Linked DNA regions of Mus musculus: region 1 is linked to region 2. The links are chromatin loops, found by intact Hi-C in ENCODE. Cell type or tissue: left cerebral cortex. All regions are shown on one strand. Links, peaks and the distances in the headings refer to the core of each region. The heading gives the core; the rest is flanking DNA.

Region 1 (16,234 bases), core at 4,612-12,611, 180 kb before region 2:
AGATAAATCAATCTTTAAAAAGAAGAGAAAAGAAAGCACTCAAGGACCCCGCTCGTTGAGTGGGGCTTCCTTTTATGGGGTTCAAGAGAAAGAGGGCTGGCTTCTAGCGTGTAGTTTCTACTTTGACAGCTTAGGCCTTGTATTCATTCTTCTTACTGAACATGTCCTGCCCATAATGCATCACAATGATAACTAGGGAATTGCCCCTAAAAGGTTACTAAAGGACACAACTTTGTCTCGCTGCACATACACTCAAAACTAGGTCAGGCCAGATTGGCCCTTGTATCGTCATACCTGGAAAGGATAGAAATTGTCTAAATTTGAGTGTTACTGAGGGTGGGGAAACCTAAACTATTGTTCAGAGATGGGAGGTCATGTAGCTAGCTGCAGGTGGAGGGCAAGGGGCTCTGAGGTTGGTAAGTGCATTTGGAGAGGGGTAGCTGTGTACACAGTAGAAGCAGATCAGGGAACTAGGCTGTCAAGTGCATTATTACAATAGGAGAGAGTGTGCATAGCCAAAACCAAACAGGGGTTGGGGAGTGGGGGATAGGGGTGGGGGCCGTGTTGAGACCAAAGTGCCAAATTATCTCCTAAGCCTGCCAGGCTCATTGAAAACGCAGGATATCCAGGCTGCAGAGCCTGTGCCTCTATTTCCAGCTACTACATAAGAGGCCTCCCTCGAACACCAAATCCCCACCAGCAAACACGGGCAACTTAGTGAGACTTCCCATCTAAAGGCAAAGGGTGATGTAGCAGGTGATGTAGAGACTGTGCCTAGCTAGGGTCTATGAGGTACACAGCCAGCCCTTCCTGACTAAAACTGTATATTTCTTTTTTGTGTTGTGTGAGTGTTTGGCCTGCATGTGTCTGCCTGTATATGTACTATGTGTATGAAGTGTTCTTGGAGGTGAGAAAAGGGCTCCGGATTCCCTGGACTGGAATTGCAGATAAATGTGAGGCACCACGAGGTACTGGGAACCAAACCCAGGCGTTCTACAAGAGCGGTGACTGCAGAGGCACCTCTGTATACCCACACCTTTCTTTCTTAACATCTAATATCTTTAAAAGTAGAAAATGCCAGCTGGGTGGTAGTGGTGGTGGCACACATCTTTAATCCCAGCACTAAAAAGACAGAGGCAAGTGGATTTCTGGGAGTTCAAGACCAGCCTAGACTACAGAGTGAACTCTAGGACATCCAGGGCTGCACAGAAAAAAAAAAACCCAAAAAACAACCAAAAAAAAAAACCTGCCTCAAAACAAACCAACAAACAAAAAAGAAAGAAAGAAAACATGCCATGCATACTGGAATATTATAGCTCCTTATGGGCCCTTTACCCAGTGGTAAATATCGTTGTCTCAGATCCCAGATAGCTTATCAGTGTTTCAGTCTTGAAAACAGCTCTGGAGGAACGACTTCACCCAATCAAGAAGCAGCAGAAAATACTTCAGCCTAAGGAGGGACCCGAAGCTTTTACTATCTTCAGCTGTAGATCTAAGTCAAGAATAAAGGCGTGGCTGGGTTTGGGCAGTGGCATGCAAAGTAGAAAGGAGAGGGCTAAGAGGGGGCAAGGGAAGGAAGAGAGATTGGCAAGTAGGAAATTCTGCTCTTGCCTGCTTGCAGTCTAAAGGGAATCAAGGTTGGGAAGCTGTCAGGGACTTGCCTGTAACCCCAGTACCGGGGAGGTGGGAACCTAGGAAGGTAAAGAGTTAAATGCCAGTCTGGGCTATCTATGCACTGAGATCCTGCCTCAAAGCTGAGTGTGTTGGGCCACGGCACCTGAAGAAGAGCTTGACCAGGTGGTCATCGAGAGGGGACTGAAGTGGAAGCTAGTCAGCTGAGACAGAAAGGGAAGGCCTGAGACAGCGGGCAGGTGGCTAGCTAGTGCTCGGCTTTGGAGCGCAGCTAGCATGGGAAGACTTAGCTTTCAACTGGAACAGAAAGCCTAATTCAGAAACGTGTCACCAAAAACTTTTCCTAGAAGCCCTCTGAGCCCACAGACTTGACCTGTCCTCTCCTAGCAAGAACTGGGCCCCACATCCATGCCTAAAGCAGAACAGGTAAGACGCAACCACGTGGGCCGCCAGGGATGAATCCCTGAGTCACACTGGAGAAGGAGAAACAGCAGAAAGACAGTGCGACATCTTAGGTTCAGCTCTTGGCCCCTGTTTCCGACCCAGCACTAGTTCCTGCTGGTGAGGTCTTTTGGAGATACCAGAAATCCCCGACAGCCCGAAACGTCACTTTAGAGCTTTCTCCTTGAGCTGGAGGTAATGGTATCGGCTCCTGCACACTTGAGGAGGTATTCTTTGCGGGGGAGGGGCAGTCAGCCCCATGGATCCAAGTCTGGGTGCCAGCCTGGAGGGTGAAGAAAACCCAGAGCAAAGGCCTTTTTGAGCTCGTGGAGATACTGCCCTCAACTGGCAGGCTGAGGAAGACCTTCAGGGCCAGCCTGGAGCCAGTTTGCAAAGGAGGCTGTTTTTAATCTTGGAGGACCTGGGAAGGGTATGGTGTCCCGTGTCGTCCCGTCCCCCCCCTTTTCTTTCTTTCTTTTTTTTTTAACTGAAGTGGTAAACCCTTTATGTGCCAATTGGGGAATGGTGTTACTCGGGCGGCAACAATAATTTCAAAAAGGCCTGGAGATGGGAAGGGAGGCGGATGGAGGTCTCCCCGGATGTGTCTCTGATGAAAGGTTTCCTAGGCGTAGCCTCACCCTGTGGCATCTGTGAGTCACCCAGCAGCAGGGCGCGCCCCGGGTTTAGGTCCCGTGCGTGGACACGTGCTGAGTGCTGGGTGGGACCTGGTTTTGCAGGATCCCTACTCAATCTGGGACTTGTCGGACGAAAATGTCCAGCTTCGTTCTGGACCAGAAATTTATAGTTGGCTTGAGAAGAAAGGGGAGCTTAAGGGAGGTCGCACAAGCACACTGCCTCACAGACGCTGCACTCCAAGGCCACTGGCACAGGGTTCCCCGCGCACAGGCTTCTTCCTTGAGGGACTGCGCTCCGGGTGAGTCACCGCAGGGTGTGGCCGGGTCCGCAGCTCCCGCGGTTCTGTAGCCTGCACTGCCTCCTGTCGCCTGAGGGCCCTTCCACCCCCAGGCGCAGGTTCCCCTCTCCCCAGCCTCCAGAAGCACTCCTTCAGCTTCAGAGATGAGTCCCCAGAGGATCGGGGAGCAGGTTATTCCCATTGTAGGTGCAGTCTGCTTCCGGGAGAAGGGAAGCTTTGAATTGGGGAGCTAATGAGCAGTAGGCGGCGGAGAGGATGGGAAACCCGCCCCTAACGGCGCCAAAGAGCTGGGCCCTGCTTGGTGGAATCACTGAAGTGAACCCAAAAGGATAATAGTAGCTTTAATTAAAGGCACATCAAGGAGACAGCAGCTGAACAGAGCTCCGGGCCAAGCTCAGCCGTTCCCAGACTGGAGAGAAGTGCCCAGTCTCCTCACTGCTGATGGCTGAAGATGGGCAAAGTTTTGTCAGATCCTGGCTAGCAGTCTGGTCCTTGGGTCCCTGGCAGCACTTATCCACGCCTGGGAAAGGAAGCAAGACATAGTACGGGGGCAATGCCCTAGGGACCCATAGCTGTGCAGGGTTAAATCTCATTAGAGTCTGCTCCCCCAAAAATCTCACATTGAACCAGAGACTGTGAGGAGTGTGCACCCCCCTCCTCTTCACCCTCCACCCCCAATACCACTAGACTTTTCTGTACAGCCCTCTGGGATAGGGCCATCCTTTTCTCCTCTTGGAACAAAAAGATAGTGTCCTTAGCCCTAGGGCATTGACTTGAAGTTGAAAGTATAACCTAAAAACAAAATTCTAGGCCTTTAGGCCCAGGCTTGGGAATATGACCTCTGTGCCTCATTGCTCCAAGGTATGCTAATCATAAAACAGATAGCGACATTCCTCCACCCACCCCCTTCCTAGGTTCAAAGAGTGTTCATTCAAAGAAAGTCACCCTGACCATTGCCGGAACCCGCTATGCAAATGTGCTATTGTTAGGGGCTCTTAGAAACTGTCTTGAGAGATAACCTGCACAATTACCAGGTATTCCTTTCGACTCTTGTGACTTTGCACTTCCTTGGGACTCTTAACTGGTATCGCCCTCCCACTTCCTGAGTTGTGGTTTCTTCCTTTAAATACCCCCTTACTCAGCTACTGGGGCGCCACGGTCCTCTACCCCTGCGTGGTGTATGACTGTGGGCCTGAGAGCGCTCTTGAATAAAAATCCTCTTGCAGTTTGCAGCAAGACCGTTTCTTGTGGGTGATTTGGGGTGTCGCCTCTCCTGAGTCAGAACGTGAGGGAGTCCTCACGTTGGTTGTGGGTCTTTCAAAGTCTCTTGCCTTGAGCCACTCAGATAATGAAGGTTGGTGAGTCCTGCTGCCAGAGCACTTAGTAATCTATAGCTCTGGGCCCCTCCTTCCTGGCTTGTTTCCTTAATAAGGGAGTTAGATGTGAGAAACTAAGGCTGGGACCTGCCTAACAGGTGACACTTCAAAGTAATAAACAGCTGTTGCTTCTCCCCACCCTACCCCCACCACCCAAAGGAGGTTGAAAACAAAAAATTCCATTGGGATCTGGGAACCTCTTGGTCCCATCTGACTTGTACTGGGAGACCCAGCAGGTGGAGGTCTTGCTGGCAGAGGTCCACCTCAGTGAAGCTTTACCATAGCCTGGTGTTGGACCTGTTACCTGCTTGGCTCCTCAGATGGGCTTCAGCAACCACCAAAGCATTGTCCCAGATAGGTGTCCCGTGGCTCCTTCATCTCAGGGAGACTATGTCAGAGGATTTCACACTACAGAGACCTGCCGCTCCTGTCAGTGTGCCTCAAGAAGGTGCTGCTGCTGATGGTCAGGTAAGGCACTGCTCACTGACACCCTGGGCATCTTCTACTTGCTGCATCTTGTCTTTTGTGTCCTTGCTGCCACGGCTTGGAGGAGTTCTGGGTTGTTGAGGACATCTGCAGTGGGTCAATCCCGCTGACTGTGCTTTATCTAAACATCAATTTGGATTTTTAAAAGTAAGCCAGAGCCAGCTCACCCGGCCGAGGGACAGGGTAGGAGCAGGTCAGCAGACAGAATTATGGGGGCTTGAGGAAAATAGGGAGTAAAAGGCTGTGAGGGATGGAGGAGTGGAGACACGTGCAGGACCTTGGGGGTTCCTCATGGGGAAGGCGGAGACCCTAACTAGAATGGGCAAAGCAACTAAAGAATACAGAAGGGCTGAGTTCGGATTCAGAAGACCACTCACCCAGTGGGTGTGGCTTCTCCCTCCTCTGCCTTGGGGATTCCACCTGACGATCATGGGAGCTCTCAAGGCTGAAGATGATTCTAATAGACACTTAGCAGGGGTATTTCTATTGCTCATTTGCATGACGTATGTACGTGCGTGCGTGTGTGTGTGTGTGTGTGTGTGTGTGTGTGTGTGTGTGTGTGTACGTACATGTTTAGGCCCTTGGAGTAAAACCCTGCTAACTCAAGCTTGTTTGTTCTCAGAAAAAAGGAAAAGATTTGGGACTTTGGTAAGGAAAGGCTGGGTGTCTGGACACTTGTGGGTGCCACTCCAGGCCCAGCAGCCCTGAGAAGTCCCTGATCCCAAAGGCGAGGAGAGGGATTCTAGAGTTTGGTAAGTCAGTCTTTGATGCTAGTCCTAAACAAACATTACTTAACTGACTAACATATCTATCTGCATAGTTAAAGCATGACCTAAAAGTAGAGATGACAAAGGGGACACACGTGCCAGTCACCCTTAAGATACTTTGACAAGCCCTGTAAAGTTTGTTTAGTGAAAGTGGCCTCCAGATTCCCAAAGTAACCTAGGTGACTGTCATCATTGTAAGCCATGTGGCCAGGTGCAGAAATCAGGGAGAGGTCTGCTGTGTCGCTCAGTCGAGTTTAGTGATTTGTTTAATTCACTTTCTTTCTTTTTTTTTTTTTTTTTTTTTTTTGGTTTTTTGAGACAGGGTTTCTCTGTGTAGCCCTGGCTGTCCTGGAGCTCACTTTGTAGACCAGGCTGGCCTCGAACTCAGAAATCCGCCTGCCTCTGCCTCCCTTAATTCACTTTCTTTCTTTCTTTTTCAGGACAAGACCTCTCTGTAACCCAGTCTGACCCTGAACTCACGATTCCCCTGCCTCTGACTCCTGAGAGCAGCATTATTTATTTGTGTGTGTGTGTGTGTGAGAAAGAGAGAGAGAGAGAGAGAGAGAGAGAGAGAGAGAGAGAGAGAGAGAGAGAGAGAGAGATCACACGCATGTGTAGCACAATGTGAATGTGGAGGTTAGAATTCTTGCAGGAATCAGCTCTTTCCTTCCATCATGTAGTTCCAGGGATTGAACTCGGGTCATTAATCTTAGCAGCAAGCTCTCTATCCACTGAGCCAGCTTACCTGCCCCAAGTTAGTGATTTTTAAAGTCAACCAAAAAAGCCCAGCTTGGCTCCTATCTGTAATGCCAGCACTTGGGAAGCGAGGGCAGGAAGGATTGCTGGAAGTCAGAGGCCAGCCTGGACTACTGAGTGAGACTCTGTCTCAAAAGAGCAAACCAAAACCCCTAAAAGGCAGCTGTGCATGGAGGTCTACTGCTGTGATCTTGGAGGTAGATGCAGAAGGGTCAGGGGTTCAGGTCCACTTCAGCTACATGGTAAGTCTGAGACCAGTCTGGGATATATGAGATCTTGTATCAAAAAATAATAATAAAAATAAACCATAAATATAGTGGTCCATGCCTTTAATCCCAGCACTCAGGAGACAGAGACTGGCAGATCTCTGTGAGTTCAAGGCCAGCCTAGTTTACATAGCAAGTCCAGGACAGCCAGAGCTACACAGTGAGACCTTGTCACAAACAAACAAACAAACAAACAAACAGAAAGGTTCCATTTATGTAAAGATGGGGAGGCTGGAGAGATGGACGGCTCAGCAGAGAATGTGCTGCTTTTTCACAGAATTGGAGATTAAGTTCCAGCATCCGTGAAGGTGGATCGTACCTGCCTCCCTCTACTCCAGCTCCAAGGGGTTTGACACCCTCTTCTGACTTCTGAGGCCACTACCCTTGTGTGCACAAACCTCCTCTCAAATACATTCATATACACATAAGTAAAAACTAAACAAACCCAGTCAATATTTAACTTTCAAAAAGGAGAGAAAAAAAAGAGAGAGAGAAGGAAGTTTGTAGGAGTTTGGTCTGGTGCTGCTTGTATTCAAATCCCATACTCTAAGATCTGGTTACCCCCAATGAGGGGATCCTCACGTACACCAAGGGATGCTATGCAACGTTGCTCCCCAAATTAATTGGTGAATAAAATGCTAAAGCTTGTGATTGGGCAATAATAGATAGCGGTAGATGAGTTTTCAGTTACCTGGCTGGGGGTTGCAGGTGGGGGGAGGAGAGAAGAGCGAGGAAGGAGGAGGGAGACATCCTCATGGGGTACATGGATCATGAGCACATAACTATGGGGGTCCTGCCTACTGGAATAGGAGCTGTCCAGGTGGAGCATGTCAAGTAATACCTTGGGGCTATTGACAGGGAAGTAGACAAAATAGCACAGAGGGTTGATATCTGCCTGGCTCTAGTGCTTTAAGGCTTATTATAAATATAAAGCTTTTGTGTCTTTTATTTGGGTGTTAAATGATCTAAGGTGGGGTAACCCGCACCCCCCAAGTAATATTTCCCTAACAGAAGTTAACTAAAAGCAGCTGAGGTTGGAAGGTTTATTTTCCCAAGGTTAAACATCAGAAGGCCTGCAGGAGGAGCCAGGGAGTGGGACTCCTTGAGTAAGAACAGGCCTAGGACTAGAGCATGGCCTTTCTTTTCCAGAGGTTAGCCCAGAGCTTGGGACTGAGGTTAAAGGCTGGGAGCACTGCAGGTGCCTGTAGGTCTTCCTGGAGCAGGCTGACCTTGCTGTTTATCAGTTGAGTCCAGAACAGGGATTTCGGGGAGCAGAGACCTCTGCAAAGGCATTGGGAGGTACGAGACTTAATAGGCCCAGGTCTGCTGCCCGTCCTCCACCCCAGAGAGCTCCCAGGTGGGCACATCTCTCAAGCAGGCACACTTCCTGGGCAGGCACATGTTCCTGAAATTTTGCGTTGTGGGAGGAGGTATGTTTGGGAGCACACTGACTGCCCTGAGCCTCCTTCCTCCCATCCATGGGACCACTGGCCCTCTGTTCTTTCCCTCCTCCTCAGCAGTGGAAGCCTGCGACTCACCCATCTGGATTCAGGAGCTCAGGGGCAGGTTGACTGGGCTATTCTTGACCCCTGCTCCCTATTGCACAGGCTGGGTGGGAGATAAGTGTCTCAGGCCACTGTGGACTCAAGCTCTGGCTCTGGCACTGGCACCAGACTGGAGGCCTGGACAAGTGGCTTAAGAGTTCTGAACCCATACTGAACATCTAATAAACAGGTGAGGCCCCTAAGGAGGATTCCAAGATGAAACAGCCTCATGCTAGCCCCCAGTCAGGCTGGGTGCCTGGGCTGTTTTGAAATTTTGAACTGGCTCCATGGATACCATAGCTGAGCATGAAATCAGGCGGTTCTGGAACAAGACTATCCAGCTTGTACCTAGTCCGGAGACCACTCAGCTCTGTGCTCTTGGGCACGTTGTTTAAACTCAGTCCCTTAATTCCTTCTTTTTTTTTTTTTTTTTTTTTTGTTTTTTCGAGACAGGGTTTCTCTGTATAGCCCTGGCTGTCCTGGAACTCACTAGGCTGGCCTCAAACTCAGAAATCCGCTTGCCTCTGCCTCCTGAGTGCTGGGATTAAAGGCTTGCACCACCATGCCCAGCCCCTTAATTCCTTCTTAAGGCTTACCATGGTGCATACCAGCTATTTATTCATCTTCAGCACTGAGGTTTGAACCTACGGCCTCATGCTTGGTAGGCAAGCATTCTGCCACCAAACTATACTCCCAGTCCCAAATATGTCAACACCATTTTCTTTATGATGTCCTGTAGTCTCCTGGGCTAGAGGGGAAAGGAAAGCCCACCTGTCTGAGGATGTCAGGGGCCATGGAAGGTGCCTTGGGTTGCTCTGCTGTCCCTGTTCACCCTGTGGTTGAAGCCCTGGTCCCCGTAACACACAAGCTGCAGTTACACAGACATTCTCACCCTCTGCCCACCTGAGGTTCCTCAGACACAGTGAACCAGGCAGGCAGTGGGATCCGCTCTAAAGGGACACTGAGTCTGAGACCCTGTCTAGCCACTGCACTTCCATGGACAGTATCAGCAGCCTGTTATTTAGGGGGAGCCAAGAGAAAGGATGATACACTGCTGCTAAAGACAGCAGGGCTCCTGAAGGCACAGGTTCCAGAACTCTTCACGTGTACCTGGTCCCATCAGATGCTGAGCCTTGATGTCTTTCCCCTGGGAATGTCCAGAGGGCTTCATGAGGGTCGGCATAGCACAAAGAAGAAGCACTGGTGGGAGTGGGGCTCAGGTTTTATTTGGAATCATTAAAAAAAAAGAAATCACAGCAGCATCTGATTGGTGATCAGAGGACCATAGGGTAAAAGGAGCCAGCAGGGGGTGCTGGCGCTGGCAGTAGCGTGTGTGGACTTGTGGCACTGGGCTAGGGACAGAGAACTTGGGCAACCTGCAGGGCACTCTAGGCAGGGCATTCAGTGTGCCAGGTTGAGACAGGGTCCAAGGCAGAGGGGTGTCCCTTGAGCCTCTGTGGTTGGCTGGCAGCCTTCTAGTCTTCTCCACTCTTGGCCTGGCAGAGAAGAGAGGGCAGGAAGAAGAGGGGGAGGGCAGGAGGGAGGGAGGAAGGGAAGGAAGGAGGGAGGGAAAGAGACTTGCACCCATTTCCAGGCCCACAATTCTCCTTGACCACCTGGAAATGGTCACTCATGGAGCGGTCAGGCACTCGGGTCCCTGACTGCCCTACCCACGGCACTGTGGGAAGCTGTGGAAGGTCTCCCAGGACCAAGAAATGAAAGCAGGGCCTCTCTGGCTCAGGTCTCTATGGCAGAACTTTCTGGTGCACCCTGGGAACCCCTCTTACCTCTTCATTCTCCTCTTGCTCTTTGGCTTCTTGGTCCTGTGCAGGGGGTTCCAAGTCCTCCTACAGGGGAGCAAAGGAGACACAAGGCTATGGGAAGAGACACGGGCCCTCAGTTGCCATAGCAGGGTCTCCCCTGTCAGGTCTCACAGATGAACAGAGGCCTTCCATCATGTTTCTGTGCTTAGAGGGTCTGGAGGTGCCAGATACCCTCCAAGCCAGGCATCATCTCCTGCAAGCACATCCCAAGTCATGGGCACCTGGCCCCTACAGACTTAGGCTCCTTAAGCGAGGAAGCCTGGAGTGTGTGCAGTAAGGAGAGACCCTTGAGTCACACAAACCCCTCCCTCAGGCTGTATGAGCATCGAATGCCATCACTGTTCACAGAGATCCTGAGGATAGGGGTCAGGGCCTAGATACTATTGCATGGCTTCAGAGTTCAAAGTATCAGGGCTTCAGGTCCCTCTCAGGTACTCAGGAGTGTGGGTCACTCTTCCGGCCTTCCGGATGGACTCTTGGCTCAGGCCTGTCTTCCATCTCCACAGCATTTCCTTCACGGTCATGACGGCAGTGGGTTTGGAACTAGACTGATGGTCAGTCTAGAGTCTGTTCTCAGAACGTATCTGTGTTAACTTGGGGTTAGGGTATGATGTCACAACTAGTTCATGGGTCAACAGAAAATGGCAAAGCCCCAAGGGCTCAGTAGCATCTTCTAGGTTAGCAAGGGTAGCCTGAACTTGCTCCCAGGATCCTTCTTGCCAGTGGCTTGGGAGTAAGCTTCCTGGGATGACTGCTGTGCTGGGAACAGTGGTAATGATGATGACAGGTGCTGTCTTAATTAGGGTTTTACTGCTGTGAACAGACACCATGACCAAGGCACTTCTTATAAGGACAGCATTTAATTGGGGCTGGCTTAATGGTTCAAAGGTTCAATCCATTAGCATCAAGGTGGGAGCATGGCAGCATCCAGGCAGGCATGGAGCAGGAGGAACTGAGAGTTCTACGTCTTCATTTGAAGGCCACGCTAGGAGAAGGCTTCCAGGCAGCTAGGGCAAAGGTCTTAAAGCCCAGGCCTACAAGGCCACACCCACTCCAACAAGGCCACACCCACTCCAACAAGGCCACACCCCCTAATAGTGCAGCTCCTTGGGCCAAGCATAAACAGACCATCACAGGCACTAACCATGTGCCTGGCAGAATTGCATCCTAGTATCACTTCTCTGCCTCCTCCCAAAGCCCTAAGGTGTAGCATTTCAGATGAGGAAATGGGTATAATCCAGAGAGGATCTTCTCAAAGTCACACAGCCTGCAGAGGTGCACCTACACACTCCAGTGACAGGAGACCCTGTGCTGGCCCTGGAAGCAGGTGTTTGGGGTGAGTGACCCCTCCCCTTTCTCCTGCTCCTTACAGTAGTCTTCTGTGGCATTGGCTGTGTGGGAAGCCTAGGGCTGCACCATTGGGGTTGCCTGCTGTAGTGTGTGTGGCTGACCATAACAGGTCTTTGGAATTAGCTTCCTTCCCAACCTCCATTCTGGAATCCCCATTCATGCACAGTCCATACTCAGTCTTTCAAGGGTGTAGCTCAGAAACTGGCCACTCACGGAACCTACGTGCTGGCAGAGACCAGCCATGTGACCGTGGTGCATCATATCACCTAATCTCTCTAGGCCCTTCCTTCCATATCTGGTTTGGTGGAATTTGGGGCCCCATTAAATAGGTTAGTAAGTGTAAAAGACTTAAAGCAGAGCTTACTCTTTGGCAAGTGCGGAGACAGCTCCTACTTCTGGCATCTATCCCCAGAGAGCCTGATGCCCCTGTTTTATCCACTGCCTGCCACATGCGTACATACACATGCGCATCCATTCACACATGCATTCCACGCATATGCGTTCACACACATCTCTACCCTACCAATAATGCACATACAACCCACATGTTCACACAAAGACCTCAGCAGAGGGTGGAGTCGGAGCCCTGCCACTTGCCCACCACAAGTGGGCAGTGTTGCCATTACTGCTTCCTTGGGAGGTGGAAGCTAGACCCTGGGATGAGGGAGGGTTGGATAAAAGATAAAAGGTAGCTCTGGTGGTGGCTTTCAGCTTTAGCCTGTCACCATACACTGCCCTTGTGATATGTATTTCCTGCATGCCAAGGGGATGGGGCTGGCCATGGTCTGCATGTCGCTTTCCTTGTGCATAAAATGAATCCCAAGTCCCCACTCTTGGAGTGTGATGGGGATTCCTGATATGAACAGGTACAGAGATACCAAGTCGCCCCAGCACACAGTGGGTACTGTCTGTAAAGTTAAGCAGTGTCTAGTGCTATTTACCCGTGTGTTCACGAGGGCAGAATTGCCTCCTATTGCTGGGGAGCCTAGAAAAAGGACATGAACCAGGCTTACCTTGCGCACCACCCCGGTGGTGACCACGATGTTTTCAGCCTCCTCCACGGTCTTGTTGGCCACTGTGTTGACGCTGCTGACCACAGCTTCACTCACGGCATTGGCCTGCTCCTTGGTCTTCTCAGCCACTGCAGAGGATTCTGGTTGGACTCAGCCCTGGCCCCCTCCACTGCTGCCTACCCAAGCTGAGGAGAGCAACCCCTTCCCAGAGCCCAGATGCCTGATGCCTGACTTCTAGTTACTTCGATCCCTTTGTCTGACTCTAGGGCAGAACAATGTGATGGTCTATCTTCAGGGCATGTAGTGGTTTGGGTCACCAAGGGCTTAGGGCTCCAGTTGGTACAAAGAGGACTTCAGGTATGGACCCTGGATATAGGGCAGGATTTGTGGGGTCCCCAGTTCTGGGTCATCTTACCTGAGGTGACACTTTGTACCACGTTCTCCTTGGTTTTGGTGCCTATTGGAGGAAGAGGTGTACAAGCGGTCAGGGCAAACAGCTGGACACAATGTGGGGGCCAGGAGGGGATGAGGATGGCGTCTGGGGACAGTAGCCCCTTCAAAAGGCCATTTCCTGCTGTGTCTGAAGGACAGAGGACAGACGGGAAGGAGACAGGACAGGAAGAGGGGACAAAATAGACCAGGCCTGAGGTACTGTTACTGGTAGGGCTATGGCCCTTGCATGGGCGTGGCCCCGGCCTCAGAAGCAGCAGCTGAACAGGGCAGAGAAAGCTGAGTCACAGGATTAGCCACCCCTGTCCCCTCTTTAGAAAGAGCCCAGAATGCTGGGGGTGGGTTGAACACTAAATGGGACCCATTTTCACAGACTACCCTTCCCCTCTAAGCCAGGAGTGGCCTGGCTCAGATGCAGCAACTCCCATTGGAGAAAGCGGGGTCCACCTGAGCAGATCATTACCTCAGGGTCTCCAGGTTAGGAGACTCCAGGCATGTGTGTGCATGCTTTTGAGTGCCCACACGTAGGTGTGGCACTCCGGTCCTGTCCCACTCAGAGTCCCTTCCCCCAGAGTATCAAAGACAATTAGATACTACCATATTCTCCAGGGTGTGCGACCCTGCCTCAACAATCAGAATTTCATCTCAAAACGCTTTCTAGAAGCTGGGGGAATCTGCAGAGGGAGGCATCTGCCCTCCATTAGGGACCCCTCCACCCTGCCCCGCCCCGCCCCGCCCCACCTACCACACTCACCCACATACATAACCCCCTCCTTGGTCTTCTCAGCTGCCTCCGTTACTCCCTGCTTGGTCTTTTCTACAGCACCCACAACACCTTCCTTGGCAATGGAGAAGCCTTTCTTGAAGACGTCCATGGTGTTTGCAAGGATGGAACCTGGCTGCTGCAAGCTATGGACTGGAGTGCTGCCGCAGCCGCTGTCTCTGCTGCTACTGCCTCTTATTGACGCAGATGAAATATTGATGCTGTGGCTGCTGGCTGGAGCCCAGCCAGCCCGGGCCAGGGTGGGGGCAGGGAGGGCGGGCCAGAGAGAAGGCATGCCTCACGGGGATACCAGCGAGCAGGGCCCGGGCCCCTACTGGCTCTATTCTGCCCTGCTGACTCTTGTTGGCCCTGGGGGAGGGAGAGCGTGTTGGAGGCTGGACATATCCTAATCTATCATTACACCTCATTCATCCTTGGAAAGCCCTGGTGGTCTCGTGCCCTGGCTCTTATATGCAGAAGAAAAGTGCCTTGACTGATGATGCCTCAGTGTCCCAGGCTGGGCCGGGGTCAGGGCCAATCCAATGAATGGCCAACCTGCAGGCTGCCCTGTTATCCAGTTCCCCACTGTATCCTGGATGCTCTTGAGCCTGGAGCTCTAGCCAAACCTGTTGGAAGGCTGAGGCCAGAAACACCCAAAGCTGCTCCCCATGCCCTAGACTGGGCTGCCCGCTGTGTGATTCTAGCATAGTCCCTTTCCTTCTCTGAGTTCCCACCCACCTGCTAGTTCCCATAGCCCAAGGTGCCGAGCAGGTGTGATGTGCCCGTTCCCCACTTCCTGGCCAACAGTATGGGTGGCACCAGATCTCCTCCAGGCCCACGACAGAGTCCTGGAGAAATAAGTTTAATGGGGCCACCTTTATGTGTCTACCAAATCCCGTGTCCCTGATTCAAGTGCCCTCAGGACACAGGAATTGACCTGAGTGGTTGGAGGCCTCCAAGGGGGCCAGGCTGGAAGGGGCGGGGGCGGGGGCGGATGAGACTTGCCGGGTGGGCCGGACCAGGCCACTTCCTCCCTTTGTTGTCCTCGTGTTTTCTTTTCTTTCTGACATTTCGCTTGAAGACCACATCACCAGCAAATTTGAGAGTCACTTGTAAGGCTGAGCATCAGCACAGGAGCCCCTCACCATGATCCCGACACTGCTGCTGGGCTTTGGGGTGTACCTGAGCTGGGGACTGCTAGGGTCCTGGGCACAGGACCCCGGTACCAAGTTCTCCCATCTCAATAGGCCCGGCATGCCTGAAGGCTGGAGACTAGGGGCTGAGGATACCAGCAGAGACCCCATCAGACGGTAAGGAAATCCTGCCCTTGTCGGAGATCGGGAGATGATGTCTGAGCCCCAGATACACATCTGAGGAATGGGCTGATGTGTGGCTATCTCTATAGCTAAGGGATGCTAGTTTCCTGGATCTGGTACTCCAGGCCCCAGGCTGGGGATGGCAGGGTGATTCCTGCTTGACCTATAGCAGGGGCTTTGGGTGGGGCTGCAACAGGTAACACAGCTCCCACTAGTGGCATGGGACTCAGAGGGTTGGGTGTTCTAGATGATTCCAGGTGATGGGGCTATCGCTCCTGCTCTTCAAAGGAGCTCAGCTCTGAAACCTGAGCCTCTGTAAGGCTGGCCCAGCCTAAGCCCTAGGGGACAGCAGCTCACAGGGAAGGCATTTGGATCTAAGTGCCCAGAGTACCAGGCCAGGATTACTAAACAGAGCAAGGGTTCCTCAGTCCCCAGAGCTCATGGAGGCAGGGAATCCTAGAGCAATTTCACGAAGCCTCCTGCACGGACAGGGTGCAGTGAGACCCCAGGCAAGGTTTTCCGACATCGCCTTTATGCTTAGAGGTGCCAGGACTCTAGGTCTGTCCCTCAGGGTTTGGAGTCTCATGTCTCGACATGTTCAAGGTGGCACGCAGATGCCACTTCCTGGGATAGCCTCTGGGGCTCCACTTTTCAGGTATTCTCCCCATTCCTCTCCCCTAGCAGCCTGATTCACAGTGGCGGGGCCTGAGGCTCACAGTGCTTGAGTCATCTACCCTGGGTCACAGGCACAGAGAGCTGGACCCTTGCTTTCATACCTAACTCTCAGAGTGGAAACTGTCGGATCTGTAGGGTAAACGGCCAACATCCCCCTCCTACCCCTACCACCCCCCCGCCCCAGCCTCCCCACTACATAGAAAAGGGACTGTAACAGAATTCCCAGACAAATCCCCTGGACCAGGTTTCTGTCTGCTTCTGACTCTTTTAGGGGAATAGCTGTTGGGAGCTTTCTGGAAAGCAGGCCTGGCCATGGAGAGGCTGCCTCGTGAGAGGACATATGTGCTGTTTCGTGAAGAAGGGGTGGGTCTGGTGGTGTAGGGAGAAAGGGGTGTCCTGTTCATCCCTAGTTTTACCACAGGCTCACAAACACAAGGCGACTGTTCACGGAGGCAGTCAGTCCTACCATCTACCTCTGACTTCAGGACCAGGGACCAACCCTCTCTCTTCCCTAGAGCCACCAGGAGCAGGTCCCAGTCTCCAAAGGAAAGATGGAGGAGCTTGAGGGGCCAGAAGGGAGGAGTCCTGGTCCTTGTTCTTCATTCCCCCTGGGTGTGGAGAAGGTCTGTTTGTTCCCTTAGC
Region 2 (16,234 bases), core at 4,153-12,152:
CAGTCCCTTTGTTTTCCATGTGATTTCATCTGTCTGGGTCTTCAAGTCTGTGTTCCCTTATTGGGCCCTGCCTCAAAACCCTCCCTGAAAGAAGCCAGCTGTGAAGGAAGGAGGTTGGGACTAGCAGTCAGCCAGTCCCCTGAATTTACAACTCCCCACATTTTACAATAACATATTACACTCTGAAGTGCAGAGAGATTTGGAGGGCTGCGAGGGGAGGGAGTCTAGAGAGCTCCACAGGCCGGGAGCGAAAGGGGCACCCGCCCGCAGCTCCCATCCCCACAGCCACCCTATAAGGCGGGTGTTTACAGTCTGCAGAAGTTCAGCAGCTATACAAAGCCGACTCAGGATGGGACAGGAAATAGAATCTAGGATGAAGGCTAGAGGTGGCCCTCTTCCGAGTAGACGCAAGCCAACATAACTTGAGAGGTTTCTCAAGCAGTTTGGGAATCAACGGGTGACTCAATGTTAGAAACACGGGATGGGGCAGGGACTGGTCTACAAAATACACTGTAACTCCGACTTCTTTTCCCCCAAAAGCTGAAACCAAATGAGAAAGGGAAAGAGTTCGGCTAATGTAATAATGGCAGGATTCCGCCGTTAAAAAGAGAACCAGGGGCTGGTGAGATGGCTCAGTGGGTAAGAGCACCCGACTGCTCTTCCGAAGGTCAGGAGTTCAAATCCCAGCAACCACATGGTGGCTCACAACCATCCGTAACGAGATCTGATTCCCTCTTCTGGAGTGTCTGAAGACAGCTACAGTGTACTTACATATAATAAATAAATAAATCTAAAAAAAAAAAAAAAAAAAAAAAAGAGAACCAGGAGCTTGTGTGAGACCCTGGGTTTGATTCCCAGTACCGCTCATGAAACAAAACCCAGGAGACCCTCTTCCCCTTCACAGTAGGATGTGAATGGATGCAGGCAGGAGTAAGCTTTCTATGCCTTCCTGTCAGCCTGTCACTCCGGCTGGCACATGGGCACAGGGTCTTCCAGCCTGGTGTCACAATACATCCTATGGGTACTGTATCCCATGTGCCTACCTTTCTCACAGTATGGCTCTCCATCCTCCATGTGGAAGAGGCTGTTCCCAAAGGGCTTCTTGCAGGCTGCACAGACAAAGCAGGTGGTGTGCCATGTCTGTCGCAGAGCGTGCATCACTTCCTGGAGGAAAGATTCCAAGTTCAGGACAGACACCTTCCCAGGGGGAAGGGAGCTAGGCTTGGCTTCCGCACCAGGCCTGGCTGCTGCCCAAGTAACCTAGGGTACAGGGCAGGAGGGCTCACAGAGCAGGTGCTGAGGAAGACAGGGAGGGAGAGGAGGGAGAGGAGGGCCACAGGCAGATGAGCCGTGAGGGCAGGCTATGAGGCAAACTGTGCAGAGTCCCAGCACCATTTGAAGCTGGTGTTATACGCACATATCATTCCTTGCCCAAGTTAATTAGTTCCCTGGCTTGGTAGTTAGTTGCAAACTGATTGGATTCTAGGATTGTGGAGTTGCTTTTGCTGTGATCAGCAACTTGTTGAGTTTCTAGTAGGACCCTAAAATCTTAGAGGAAGAGAGGAAGTCAGTCTCACTGAAGAAAAGACAAAGGTCACTTACCCCCATGATTTTGGTGTTACATTTGGCACAGATCGGGGCAAAGAACTGCTCGTAACACCGCTCGCAGTAAACGTTGTTCTGCTCCTCCACAAAGCACACATCTGCTAGGGAGGTCTTGCAGTAGGCACAATTGAACTCTTCTGGGTGCCAAGAGCGGCCCATGGCCACCAGAAAAGGGCCCCTGGCATGGCAGAAAACAACATTAAAATGAACCCCCCCAAGTTAGAACCAGATATTTTAAGAACCCCAACAATGTCCATGCGTTTACCTAGACATACCCACTCTGAGGGTTGTTCTAATGAAATAGTATAAAATTCTGAGAAAGCCCCATGCAAAAGATGTGTATTGTCATGTCAGTTAACATAAACAGAACTGGAAAATGGAGCTTGGTGCTGTATACCAGCACTTGGCAAGCAGATCTTCAAGAGCTCAAGGCTAGCCTAGTCTACTACATAGTAAATTCCAGGCCATCCAGGGCTACACAGTGAGACATCCAACAAACAGAACCTGGAAGCAATCCAAACATCTGCCACAGAGGACCCAGTAAACACGTCATGGAGTTCAGCTTATCACGAGAGCAATGGCTATGGGGGCTAACCTCAGCTAAACCACACCGTGCTGAACACTTCTCAAGAAGAGTTTTACATTTGTCCATATATGTAATCCTCGAAACAATGCCGTGAAGGAGGAACTCCTATGAGACCTGATAATCAATAAAGGCAACCAAGTCACAGCAAGGCAGAGGAGCTTACTCAGTCAAGGTCATAGGGCCAGGCGGCGGTAGACACAGGGTACAAACATCATGGTCCAGTTTCAGATTCAGAACACTGGCACCATCAGAAAACTTCATGTTCTAATTTTCCCTCTGTGTTTTCTAGTTCTTCTCTGCTCATTTTTGCTTTTGTTTTTGAGACAGGGTCTCACTATCTAGCCCTGGGTGGCCTGGAACAAACTTTTAGAAGAGCTTAGCTTTGAACTTACAGAGATCTCTCTGCTTCTGATCCCCCAAGTGCTGGGATCACCACACCTGGCTTCTGCTTGTTTTCAAAGAGTATGTTTTTCCCATATGAACGCATGTACCACACACAAATGCAGACATACTGAATTTAATGAGCACCGTCTGAGACCCCTGACTTCTAAGTGAAATGACTTGCTTGAGTTTCAGTGAAGTGTCTATCAGAGCCCTAAGAGGCAGGGCACTGTCTGTGGAAAGATCCAGAAGAACCTCTAAGGGAAAGCTGGGGCAAACCACCGCGTCATCCAGCTTGCAGTGTGCGCAATAAACCTACTGACAATACAGCTTAAGATTCCCAGAACCCAGCCTTAGCCCAAGGGGGAGCTCCTGGCACCAGGCACCAAGCTGGGAGCTTTACCCGCTTACCTCATGGAATCCTTCCAAGTCCCCAGGGATGAGAGTGTCATACAGATATGGAAGCTAAAGCTCACAGAGGCGAGCCAGAGAGACCTGAGGTTGTCCTGCCTGGCTGGCCTTTCGCCTATATCTGCCCTCCTATCTGCCACCCCTCCTATATACCAAAACCTGTACCTGATGACATTGTTACAGTGCCCACAGAGGGGAGTCCGGCTGCTAGCTGGGAAGCGCTCAGCTCTCTGGAAGGTGCCCCTGGCAAGAGGTGTCACTTGTGGACCTGTTGGGTTGTAGGCTGGAGCCCCCCGGGGCAGGGTCTGCTTGCTGACAGTGGTAGTGCTCTTTCCAGGAGCAAACTTCTGAGAGAAGCTGTCATCGGTCACCCAGGGTGGACGGCTGGCAGATTCTGAAGGGCCCCCACTGTAGGCAGCTGATGGTGTAGGGGTATAGTTTGGGGCAGGTGAGGGGGTATAAGCTGGTGCAGGGGAAGGGGAGTATGTAGGTGCAGGTGAGGGGGTATAGGTGGGAGCAGGAGAGGGGGTATAAGCAGGAGCTGGCGAAGGGGTATAGGGAGTTGGACTGTAATTGGCTCCTGGAGATGGGCTGTAGGAAGATGCAGGCACTGCAAGCCAAAAACACCCAAAGAATATGTGTTAGAAATTCATTTTCCCTCATCCCTCACTCCAGCCAGAGAACTATACAAGATGAGCATAATATTGAGACAGTATAACACCAATTACTAAAGAAGAGGTGTTTATGTGTATGGGTGAGCATGTGTTGTGAATCGTGTCTGCTCTATTCATAGGGACTCAAGTATGCTGAGCAAATGCACTATCACTCACGAAGCTTCAGACCCACTTGTCTCAACTTCATGGTGAACCAGATTTCAATTCTCAGCAAAAGCCCAGATAAACAAGGGTGACAGCAGAGGCCTGGAGAGCTTGCACAGGCCCCAGAAAGGAATGGAGCTATAAATAGTGAAGCTATTTAGGGTGGGGTTCTGTGAGACCTTGGCTGCCCTGGTCCTGTAGAAGGTGGGGAGCAAGAGTAGGGAGTGTCTGGGACAGGAAGTGGGTAAGAACAGGTCAACTCAGCATGGACTGCAGGATGCTTTCAATGGTCCCCTAGCCCAGTCATCAAAATCAGTGCTTGCTGTATGTCTTCAACAGAGAGCAGATGTCCAGAAAGCACAGGTTCATGTTTCAAGTTCAGCTACTACCATTGTCTTGAAAAATAGCTTGACTTGATTTGTCGGTCTTGATTCGATAGGTACCCATCTATCTTAGTCACTCGGTGAGCCTAGGCAGAGGGGCTAGCACCATGCTGCCCAGGGTCTAGCTGCTCATTTGGTCTCTGACCTTCCCTGCCAGATCCTCTTGTTCTCCTACATCACCTTGGTGCAAACTCAGAGTGTATATGACACCCCAGAGGTTACCATTAGGGAAAAGAGTGTACTGCACTTCTTGCCTTCACTGAGAGTGGAGAAACAGTTCATCACACAGAAGGGGCACTGTAGATGCTAACACAAAGCACTCTCTACCAGGGCTCGCAGAACCAAGGATATTTCTGCCCTCCACCATAGAGACAACTCAATAGATCTAGCTGTGTATCCTGAGAATATGATCTAGCCAGTTCTCTTCCTGTAGCAAAGATGGTTCTAGACGTGTCATCTCTGTTCCCAGTCTGTTCTTCTGGGAAGAGCACTATCTTCCTCACTGGGAAGTATACTATGATAGCCTCCCTGCCCACATCCAAGCCAGGCCTGAGTGGAACGGACTGTACTCAAACAGATCTCTCTAGATCACAAATGGGCTCAGACCATGGCCCTGTCTGGTCTCTTTCTCCTGTCTGGTGCCCTGGGCCATTCTGGGTTGTTCTAACTCTGTGCCTCTTATTCCCAAATGACAGCAACTTCAGAACTGGGAAGTGCAGGGCACCCTTTGCTAGAGGATGGCTAGGGCTCTGCCTATGGTGAGAGTACAGAGGTGTAAAGCCTTCCACAGCCCTGCCCCAGAGCCATCCTGGGAGTGAGACTAACTCCCATGGCAGATTCTCCAGCTGGATCCTTCCTCCCACTTACAGCCCGGGTGAGGCACACCGCAGGTCATGAGTCAGCCCTGCATTATCCCCCTTTACACTTGAGGGCTGGAGTCCTCAGAGGATGCAGCAGAGCGAGAGTCTAACCCTCCCTAGACTCCGAGCTGCCTCTATAAAGAACACAGATCCGATTTCCACTGGTGTGTAACCTCATCAAGAAGTCTGTTGTAACTCTAAGAGGAGACCCTGCACTCTGGAAAGAAACACACTCATCAAAAACCCTAGTTTGAGGCTTGGGATTCAGCAGTTAGGAGTACTTGCCTAGCATTTTTGAGACTCTGGGCTCTATTCATAGCATCCCTCTCTCAGAAGAGCTCTGGGTTTACACTCTAGTCCTACAACTTCCTAGCTGTGTATCCTTGCTTGAGTAATTAATTCTCTCTGGGCTTGTTTCTTCCTCTAAGAAATGGTATTGGGATTATAAGAATTAGGAAATTATTAGGACTAAGACATGTGAGTGCTTAATTTAGTACATGATATAGTGTGTGTGTGTGTGTGTGTGTGTGTGTGTGTGTGTGTGTGTGTGTGTGAGAGAGAGAGAGGGGGGGGGGGACGGTAGGACAGTGCATCTGGATTCCCAGGTTGGAATGAACTATCAAGTTCATCTCCAGGCCTTTCTGTCACAGGGAAAGCCCTAAAGCAGGTTTCCTGTTGGATGGCAGTGGGCAGGGAGCTGTGATTCTCTGAAGTCACATTACCAGGAATTGAACCTGTTTCTGGTGATAGAATGAATGACATCCTGCCCACCTCAATGGGTGTGGTGGGAACCCCTAGGAGGGACACAGCACAAGCATTTTGTAAAGTTGTAAGTCACAAAATCAGGGTGTTTTCACCCACCTCAACATTCTTACATGGCTTCCCACTGTCCAGAGAGTCCCAACATGCTAGGGACAAGGTGACTTTAGGGGTACTGTTAGAGGAGAGTGGGGAGAGGTGATCCCACAGAACTTCAAAGCAGCTTCATCCCTCTGTTGTAAGATTTAGGGTTCTGTATAAGTCTGTGTAAGCTGTGTCTTTCTCTCTTTGCTTTTCATTTCATTTCTTCTATCCTTTGTTTCCTTCTTGTTTTACAAGCCACAATCCTCTGTGCTGGTCTTTTTTTTTTTTTTTTTGGAAACAGGGTTTCTCTGGCTGTCCCTGGAACTCACTCTGTTGATCATGCTATTCTGGAACCCAGAGTTCTGCTTGGCTTTGCCTCTCAAGTGCTGAGATCAAAGGCCCAGCCAAGCTGTTTGTTTTTTGACATATAGCCCAGGCTAGTCTGGAACTCACTCTGTATTCCAGGTTGGCCTCAACAATTCAGAGATCCTGGTATCTCAGCCTCTTGAGTGCGGGATTACAGACATGTGCCTCCACACCTAGCTCTAAAAGGAATTAGGAATGAAAGCCGTGTGATCGTCAAGCCATGGCCTTATGTACTAAGCACCTGAAAGGCAGTTAGTCTAAATTGAGATGTGCTATTCAGTTTAAAAATCTGAAGACTTAATAAAAGAATATAAAGTATCTTAGTAATAATTATCTTATATTGATTGTATGTTAAAGCTGTTTATTTATTTTTAAATTTAATGTGTGCAGATGTTTGCCTGCATGTATGTCTGTGTACCTCATGCATGCCTAGTACCTAGGGGAAGCCAAAAGCGTGTTGGATTCTCTGGGACTGGAGTAAGTTGGCTGTGGGTCCTGTGGAAGAGTAGCTAGTGCTCTTAACCACGGGTCTGCCTCTTCAGCCCCTTGTTTGTGTGTTGAGCCGGGTCTCTACGTGTTACCCAGCTAGCCTCAAGTGACCTTATTTCTCAGCTTCTGAAATAGCTAGCATGCATCTGAATAGAGTCCAGCTCTGAACCATTTTTAATATACTGAGCTGTGTCTGGAAAAACGTCCCAGTGGTTAAGAGCATGTACTAGTAAAAGACTGGAATTGGATTGCCAACACTCATGTCTCATGGCTTATAACTGCCTTAAACTTAAGCTTCAATGGATTCCACACCTTCTTCTGGCCTATGTAGGCACCTGCGTTCTAGTGTACACACACACACACACACACACACACACACACACACACACACACACGCATTTGAGGCTGAAAAGATGGCTTTGGAGAGATGGCTCAGTGGCTAAGAGCACAAGCTGGGATCCAGGTTCAATTCCCAACCCCCTCGTGGCAGCTTACAACTGTCTGTAACTCCAATTCCAGGGGATCTGACGCCCTCACGTAAAGGCAAAACACCAATGTACACACAATAAAATAAAATATTTTTTAAAAGGTCAGGTGCAGTGGTGCACACCTTTAATCCCAGCTCTAGAGACCTGATCTACAGAGCAAGTTGAGAAACCCTGAATAAAGAACACAAAAAACTCAGAAATTTTCATATGCTGAGCTAAATAAAAATGTATTTAAATCAATTTTACCTGCCTTTTTTTTTTCCTAAAAGTGTCTGCCTCTCGGATGGTTCTTTGCAACAGTGGCTGCCAAGAGCTACTGGCTTTCACAGTGTTGCACAGGAGTTTGTGTAATAGCAAGAGGCAGAGTACTTGCGAGTCAACTTTACAGACAACCTGGAGAGCTTAAGTGGCTACTCGAGGTCAGCCAGCTTGCAAGCTTCCTATCTGAAACGCACCCTAATCAGCTCCTCTAAACCACTCCGAATGCAGAACCAGGCTCCAGCATGCTCCTTCCAAGTAAACCCCGCCCTCGCCCACCTTGCCTCCCTCTCCAACCGCTCCTTCGGTAGGGCAGACATTCTCTTCCTCCTATCCGAGGCTTTCCTGAACCGCCTTCGTTTTCCAAACCCCTACTCAAGGCCCCAGAGAGGAAGGCTGGAATCCTGGACCAGGTTCCTACCTCCTACCCGCTGGGGCTACAAACAGGAGGAGGACTTTCTCTTCCGGGCGGTTCGCCCGGGCAGATCCCTGGGGAGGGGGAAGGAGAAGGGAGAGGACATGCGGGGAGCACGGTCCCCTCTCCTCTCAGCTCCTGCCTGCTTCGCCCCTCTACGCTCCAAATGCCGTAAGAAACCTGATATCCCATCTCCGAGCCCCGGGCTGTTGCTATTTCTACGTGACGGAATTAAGCCGGTTCGAATTAGAAGGTGATATTTCATCTCTAATTGGCACGTTCAAAGGGCTCCTATCGCACTTGGCGGCCCCGGGACTGTGTAATTAAACAACAAGGTGATCTGAGTCACTTAGCCCGGGCTAAGTCGCCGGCAAGCGCCCGGGTCGCCGCCCGGCCCGCAGGCCGACGTGGCCATCCCGGGGACCAAGGTGTCCTCCGCCCACTGGCCCCAGGTGTTCTGGGGAAACGGATGCCCAGCCCAGGCGCCAGAGATAAGATGCCGGCTCGAACCCCGCCCTGCCTCCGTCCCCCACCCCCCGGAAGCTGCGGCCGGGGACTGGCCGCGAGCGGGCTGCTCGTGCTCGGCGGCGCCCAAGTCCCCGCAGCCCAGCAGAGGAGCGGGGTGCGGGCCCGTATCCCCGGCTGGCCTGGCAGCCTACCAGCCGCCCCCGGAGCCCGTTGCCAACCCAGCCTCCCTGGAGAGAAGGAAGGGTGGAGGCAGGCCTCTCCTCTGCTCCAGGCAGGGATGAGTTAACGTCTGCACAGTCTGGGAACCGTGGAAAGGCCTTGGCTCCTGCCGGTCTCCGCCGCCCAGGCCGCTGCGGGAGAAGCGGCTGGAGGGCCCGGCCGCCCCCTGGTGGGCATGCGGGGACAGGACAAGAAAGGTGCCGGGAGGGCCTGCGGTGCTGCTGGGAAAGGTCTGCACCTGACACTACTCCTACCGGCTTCTGCAAACGCCTTCCTGTGTTTCCTGGCCGCACTGAGTGATCATTCTGTCTCCTACGTAGGAGATTTGTACCGCTCCCCTTCCAAAATGCCACCTCAGCCTGTGGAGCTCTGACTTCAGAATTTCCTTTCCTCGGCCCAGAAGTGCAAGAGATGGCATCAGACTACAGATATTATTTTATCTCTGCAGATATAACAAGAGGTTATAGAAATCCTATCTTACTCAAATGAGAAAATTCAGGTCTGAGAGATGAGGTAGTTTGCTTATTCCTTACAGCAGGCTGGGTGTCCCACCCATGCTAAAATGTTTCCTGTCCATACTCAGTTCTGTTGTCGGTGAGCTTCATAAAGCAGGGGACTGATTCTGTCGCTCTAGTCAGGAAAGCCTCAAGAGAAAAGCTTCCTTGGGTCTCATCAATGCCTTATCAGGATGTGTTCTGGAGCCTAGACTTTGTGTTATTCTTTATCCCAAGTCTACTTGGCCAGTTCACACTTGTAGGACACAAGCCCCCTTCCTTCTCCCTTAAAATAACCCGTCTCTTTTCCCTAAGCAGGCCTGTAACTTATTCCCTTCCTCGTTTTACCACAAATGGTTTGTGCATTGGAAAAGTGTGTGTGTGTGTGTGTGTGTTCATGGGGTGAGGTCATAGGGTATTTGGGAAATGACACCTTTCATTCGATTTTGCTATGAACTGAAAACTGATCTTTAAAAAGTCTATTAAAAACTGGGTGTGGTGGCACATGCGTATAATCCCAGGACTTGGGAGGTCCAGGAAGGAGGATCAACAATCAGCCTGGTCTACCTGAGCTACCCTGCCAACAAACACACACACACAAAGTCTATTAAGATTTTATGTGTAAAGCAGAGCATAGTGGCACATGCCTTTAATCCCAGCATTGGGGAGACAGAGCCTGATCTACATATGGCGTTCCCGGACAGTCAGGACCACATAGAGATCTCATCTCAAAAGCAAAACAAACTATATAGAGAGACCATATAGTCCATAGTAGTTTTGAGTGAAGAAAAACATTTGTATTGTAATAGTAAATGAAAAATCATCATTGCTTTTTATAAATTCAAGATGAATATATATATATATATATATATATATATATATACATATATATGCATGCTGGACGTGTATTTTTTTAAAGATTTATTTATTTTATGCATATGAATACACTGTTGCTGTCCTCAGACACACCAGAAGAGGGCATCAGATCCCATTACAGATGGTTGTGAGCCACCATGTGGTTACTGGCAATTGAACTAAGGACCTCTGGAAGAGCAGTCAGTGCTCTTACCCACTGAGCCATCTCTCCAGCCCCAGAAGTATAATGTTTACTTGGAAAGTATATACATACCTAAAATCCTATTTTATCAACCTATGGAATGGCTATCAAGGGATAATTAAAGGAATACTTAAGGCTCACTCCCTGTGTGTGCACAGCTGCCGGAGTATAGAGTGTAAGCTCATGACCTCTTCCTGTTACTCTATGATTACCCTCCTGCCTCGGGTGTGTGTGTGTGTGTGTGTGTGTGTGATGCTAGGGATTGAGCCCAGAGGCCTCACCCATACTAGGCATACACTCTACCACCAGGTTAACACCTCCATCTATCTATCCCATTTCTTTATTGGTTGAATGTATCCTCATGGCAAGTTCAAGTCAGGCACATACAAAGGAGAAAGTCTGCCACAGCCCTGCCCTCCTAAAGTTCAGGGTCAGAACGCAACAGGAAGAAAGACTGTGAGTAGACTCGGGGCTTGGCTGTCAAGGGCCTTCCTATGGGCATAGCCGTAGTACATAGGACCTTCCTCTAACTGGGAAAAGACCTGCTAGAGAGCCCTGAGATTCTTGGCACAATGGCTGGCAGGAAGCCCAAGAACTACCTTGGGCTCTGAGGAAGAAATCCAACCTTGCCTAGAAACTTAGGAAACAAAAAGCTACCTCCCATCCCAGGATGAAACTCAGCACCGATGGGGCAGGGGCCATAGAGACACAACCACAACCAGTGAGCTCTGCCTTGGGTCCACTCTACTGCTATGTGTGTCCATGCGCCCCAGTTATCCCCTGTCACCTGAGCAGGCCATATACTAGACTGGTTGAGCAGCTTTCCCAAAAGGACAAAGTGACACAGTAAGCTGGCCTAAAGCCTGGGGCATTTTTTTTTGTTGTTATAGTTTCTTGTCCTCTAGTTTGAGGCCATCCCAGATTCTTAGAGAAACAGCTTTTTACTCTTTCTGTCCCCGCAACCCCCATCGTCTTTTCTCTCAACTCGGTCTGGAAACGTCCAGCTAGGACTATCTGTTTCCTAAGAGCTAAGTAGTTCCATCCCTGCCTGGTACAACCCACGTGTCATCCCAGGTCAAATACAGGCTCCAAGGCTCAGTCGGATTCTGCCCTACAACCAGGAGAGGGAAGGATAGGCCCCCTTCACTCTGGAGGCTTGGTCTGAAGCAGATAACCCTTTGAGCCCTCAGCCCCCCGCCCCCAGCTCTCACCTGGCTGGTAGACAGAAGGCCGGATGCTGGCAGTGGTTACGACCCGAGGCTTGGGTGCAGGGGCAGCTGGACCCTCGCTGTAGCTGGTATGGGCAGAGGGTGCTGGAGAAGCGGCGGCTGCAGGACTGTAAGCAGAGGCCTGTGGCCTGGAACCAAGGCAGAAGAGTTACAACAAGAACAGTCCATTGGGCTCTGGTATCTAAAGTCATTCCAGGTTCGCTGTCTGATCTCTAGGCAGGACTATGACAGAAACACCCATTGGGTCACTTCCAGAGTCTAGAAAGAAGCCAAATAGGGGAGGAAGCTACTCCCTGTGGCTAGTGCTGCTACCTTGGGAAAGAAAGAGGGCAGATACTAGCCAGACAAAAGAACACATGGAGAGCCCTTCATCCACAGACAGAATGTAGCAGTAGGACTGTGGATCGAGGCAGAGGGAGCTAGAGATGGTCACAGCTACTTCCCTTTTTCGGATCCCTCTGGCTACCTGCTCTCCTTATTCCTTTATGTTGCTGCTGGAGGAACCAATTAATCTCATGTTTTCTGAGAAAAAAAAATTTTTAAATGTTCCGATGATGTCCATGGGAAGAGGCCTGGAGGTCCCGGCAGCTCCCAGCAAACCCACTATACTTGGTTCCTGTTGCTTCCTCCTAGTGGCTTAGCTGTCAAGACCCTAGAGCAAAGCAGCCGCTTCCCACATGTGGCTCAGGGACAATGGTAGCAAAGAAAGAGGGGGACAAAACTGTCCCAGTTCTTTGCCCTGGAGAAATGGCAGGCTTGGCCTCTCTCTTGGGGGAGCAGAAGGCTCCAGGAGCTTCCAGAGCCCAGTAGCTGCTTTCTTCTTGCCTGATGCAGTGTTTCTCAACCGTGCTTGCTTATTCAGCCTTTCTCTCCATTTCAGACTAACTAATGCCTTGCTCCTGCTACATATCGTATATTCTAAAGGGGACCCTTGACCATCCCCAGCAAATGGGTCATTGGTGGGGTGTTGGAGAAATGAACCCCTGGAAATATGCCCTCAGCCTTTGGCATTGTGGGCTTTGTTTGTTTTGTTTTGTTTTGTTTTGTTTTGTTATTTTTCCCCTACCTCTTCCCCATGGGCCCACTGGACCCAGGTAGGAATGAAGGAGGAAGGATTGCCTTCTTGTCTGGGTCCCTAGAAGGGATGGCCGTGGGATGATAACCTATCACTAGTAGCCTGAGTGGATCCAGGGGAGACTGGATGCTGTCCCAGCCAAGCCTGTGCATCCTTCCCTTCCCTTCACACCACATTTATAGTGAGGGCTTCCTGTCCTCTGTGGCTAGATCCCTGTGTTAAGGCCAGAGGAGTAAGCACACAGGTAGACAGGAAGGAAAACACGGTGTGCGAAGGGTGCTTAGCTTCTACCGCAGCTGGATAAGGCTAGGGGTCAGTGGTCAGGGCCAGACTCTCCCACCACTGGGAGCTACATTGCCAGCATCCTGGATTGGCATGGGGAAAAGGAAGCAGAGCTGAAGATAACTAGTGACGGGCCGAGGTGGACATCCAAGGAACTTCAACCCCTTTCCAGGCCATGTGTGAGGAAGGGAGGTATCTGTGCTCAGAGTGCACCTCTGGCCCCTTCTACTGTAAGCCCAGTGTCCTCTTCAGCAGTGAGTGTGCAGGCCTGGACACCGAAGCCTGGAGCTCAGAGCTGGAGTTTGCCCTTCAGTGAGAGGCAGGGTCGGGGCTGGACCGCTCACAGGCTTCAGCCCCGACACTTCTCTTTCCCTGTGTAAATCGGAAGGCTTCCCCCTTCTCCACATTTTTCACTTTCACCAAAGTTCCTGCTCTAGGAAGGAAGCAAGGCTCTAATGAGAAGAGAGTCTGACAGAGGCAGAGGAGAGGCCATTTTCTTAATCCTGTCCTAGGAAAATGGGACAGGACCATTCTAGAAACCGGGACCAAGCTCACCCTCCAATGATTGAGTTGAGCTGCAGCAAGGCTGGGCTTGGCACCACGTGGGATGCTGGGAAGCTGCACCCTGACTCTATGCACCCTGACCCAAAGAGGCATGTTTTCCCTGGAGGCTGTGGAATCTGGGTCCTGGCTGGAAACAGCAACTAGACAGTTCCTGGAAGCCTGGAGAGGCAACAGGGCCAACACTGCTGGCCACTCTGGAATGACTCATCTAGCTACGCTGCCTCTTCCTCCTCCCCCTCCCTCACTTCTTCCTCCTCCTCTTCTTCCTCCTCCTCCCTGCATGCCCCATCCCTTTGGCCTCTCTTTTGGTGGGTACCCAGGAAGGCAGGCTGAGACACAGGGATTCGGAGTACTTATTTTAACTGTTTTGTGTGCACTAGGTGTTTCATGTACAACTCTTTTCAAGAGTGACCTCAGTCTACACGTGCTTCTCTAGACACCTTAAACTGACAAGGATAAGGAGATTCAGAGGTGAAGGCACTTTCTCAACATTTCAAATGGGAAAGCTCTCAACTGAGAAGAGAGTTCAATTCCACTACACGAGGGACCTCTGAAGTTAGAATGCTTCCACATCAAGAGAAGAAAGGGCTGGGTAGTGGTGGTGCACACCTTTAGTTCCAGCACTCAGGAGGCAGAGGTGGGCAGACCTCTGTGAGTTTGAGGACAGCCTGTTCTACAAAAAAGTTCCAGGACAGCCAGAGCTACACAAAGAAACCCTGGGGTGTGTGTGTGTGTGTGTGTGTGTGTGTGTGTGTGTGTGTAGGCTCAGTGGTCCCACCTCCAGAGAGTCTTCCTTGATTTCCTCCAGGCATGGACAATAACTCTCAAGTTTCTTATCTGAGTTCTAAGAACAAAGACTATGCGCAGGATTCCTTTGTGATGGGTGTGTGTGTGGTGCATTACTGTTCATGCGAATATGCGTGTGTGTGTGTGTGTGTGTGTGTGTGTGTGTGTGTGTGATTTTTATCTATCACTAGAGATGTTTCTCGGGGGTGTGGGGCAAAACAACAACAAAACCCTCTCACTAATCATGGCTCGTGCATCCCATACAATAGATCCCAGCTTCCCCTTCACACTCTGTAGAAAGCAGCACCAGTCCCGGTTGGTTTCCTTTGAACCCATTAAAGACCTAACTGCCCGGATCCAGCTGTCCACCAATCGACTCAGGGTGGCTCCTTTCTTGTCTCCTTTCCCCACGGTTAGGTCTGGCATCTGTGGGCCAGTTACCTCGGATTCTCCACGGGACTTGCGGCAGGGCCTGCAGCAGAGGCGGCAGCAGCATGGGTGGCAGCAGCTGTGGCCAGGGTTGGCGAGGCCGCAATGGGAGAGGCAGCAGCGGGCGACTGGGCAGAAGCAGGCAGCAGCGGGGAAGTGGCCTGGCTGGTGCACACTGGAGCATGCTCAATAGGGGTGCTGATGAGGTGGGGGATCAAAAAGACAACAGGTCACATGGGCCCCAGGTCTGGTGAGGGGTGGGCAGGGGTGGGTGGAAAGGACAGTCTGGCAAACAATAGGATCCAGGTGTGTGTGTGTGTGTAGGGCACACCCTCTAGGTGCTGGGAGAGAGCTCTTCTCAGATCCTAGGAGTGCATGATTAGACCTATGGGAGAAGAGGGGTCTGACAACTTAATCTTGGAGGGATGTTTACCCCTCTGTTTCCTGTACTTCCTGGAAGGTCTTTCTTTCTCAGCAAACTACAGGGCAGTGGAAAAGCATATTTAGGTATCAGCCAGACCCCTCTCCTATCTTGTTTGCCTTTGTCCCTTCCCTCACCGCTTGTGTTTTCAGTCAGGAGCATATATTTCCTCTGGGGAGGGATGCTTTAGCCAAAACAAACAAACACAAAAGATATTTTGAGTTTGAAAGTTTGATCTAGGCTCTAGATCCATGAGACCCAGACAATATGGCTTTTAGCCCAGGGCACTGACTGCAGATGGACAGAAGCTACCCTGGAAAGCAAACCAGGGCTATCTAGACCAGAAAGAGGTAATGTGGTCAAGGATGGCTCAGGGATACAGAAACCTGTGCCCCTTTTCATGCCATTCTCTGGGGGGAGCAGCAGGATGTATGGAGAGAGGACCGGTAGAATATACAGTGCTCAAAGATCTTCATGTCACTAGGTAGCCCAGGCATGCTACACAGTCAAACACGACACAACCATGGTTCTAAGCACCTGGAGATCTGAAGGGTCTTTCTACTGGAAACGGAGGAGCACAGCCCTGCCAGTTGTGGAGCAGTGTGGTCAGGTAGGCTGGACATACCCAGCACCAGCACACGCCAGTCCAGGTAGACCAGATACCCACATGCATCCACCTGAATGAATGCCTGTGTATTCTGTGTAGACTGTCCCCAGAACTTCTCTAAGACAGAACAGTCAGAGTTTAGATTGTTGGGGTTAGTTCTGCTTCCTATGACCGGGACAGCGAATACAAATTCAATCATAGGGCTGGAGAGATGTCTCAGTCAGTAAAATGCTTGCTGCTTAAGCCTGAAGACTGAATTCAGATCCCCGGTGTCCACATGAGAGGCATAAAAAGCCAGGTGCGGAGGCCTGGAATTCTAGCACTGGAAAAACAAAGACGAGAATCTCTAGGGTTTGCCAGCCATTCATTCTTCAGGTTCAGTGGAAGACTCTGCCTCAAAACTAAAGTAGACAGCAATGGAGGAAGTCACCTGATATTGACCTCCTGCTTCCAGACACATGCACAGAGATGTGCATGTGTGTTTGTGTGTGTACCCTTTCCCCAGCAAGCATTCATGACACCCCCACTCTCCCACACAAACCATGAGAAAGCAGAAATATATAATCCTTTCCTTTCCCTCCCTGCCTTTTTTTCTTTCCTTTCTCTCTCCCTCCCTCCCTCCCTCCCTCCCTCCCTCCCTCCCTTGTATTCAAGTAATTCTCCTGCTTCAACTTCCCTGTTAATTGGACCACAGGAAGGT

What was found. Peaks named below come from ENCODE experiments on the same cell type or tissue, not always from the same donor. Only the 100,000 strongest peaks of a DNase experiment are listed, where the experiment ranks them.
Region 1: a loop joins it to region 2, with 2.1 times the contacts of the local background. A loop is called at or near these places in 8 of 42 quality-filtered maps.

The regions. Positions count from the first base shown.
Region 1 is chr14:34,360,868-34,377,101 of GRCm38, forward strand. Sncg (synuclein, gamma) reads right to left here and starts at 13,802. Exons shown (of 5, transcript NM_011430.3): 1 at 13,593-13,802; 2 at 12,804-12,845; 3 at 12,389-12,516; 4 at 9,990-10,049; 5 at 9,407-9,698. The coding sequence starts at 13,713. The coding sequence ends at 9,678. It overlaps Gm41131 (a long non-coding RNA gene), which reads left to right and starts at 4,260. Exons shown (of 2, transcript XR_874521.1): 1 at 4,260-5,621; 2 at 6,077-6,704. It overlaps Mmrn2 (multimerin 2), which reads left to right and starts at 14,637. Exons shown (of 7, transcript NM_153127.3): 1 at 14,637-14,911. The coding sequence starts at 14,748. In left cerebral cortex, for the core only: CTCF peaks have their summits at 9,524 (motif pointing right) and 11,970 (motif pointing right); a DNase peak (open chromatin) is centred at 11,966.
Region 2 is chr14:34,540,825-34,557,058 of GRCm38, forward strand. It overlaps Ldb3 (LIM domain binding 3), which reads right to left. Exons shown (of 15, transcript NM_001039074.2): 9 at 14,519-14,704; 10 at 11,353-11,498; 11 at 3,149-3,593; 12 at 1,603-1,783; 13 at 1,044-1,164. Among named protein-coding and RNA genes, the nearest start is that of 9230112D13Rik, 26 kb to the left of the region's middle. In left cerebral cortex, for the core only: CTCF peaks have their summits at 8,762 (motif pointing left) and 10,029 (motif pointing right); DNase peaks (open chromatin) are centred at 7,878 and 8,693; H3K4me3 peaks cover 1,723 bases; H3K27ac peaks cover 1,642 bases.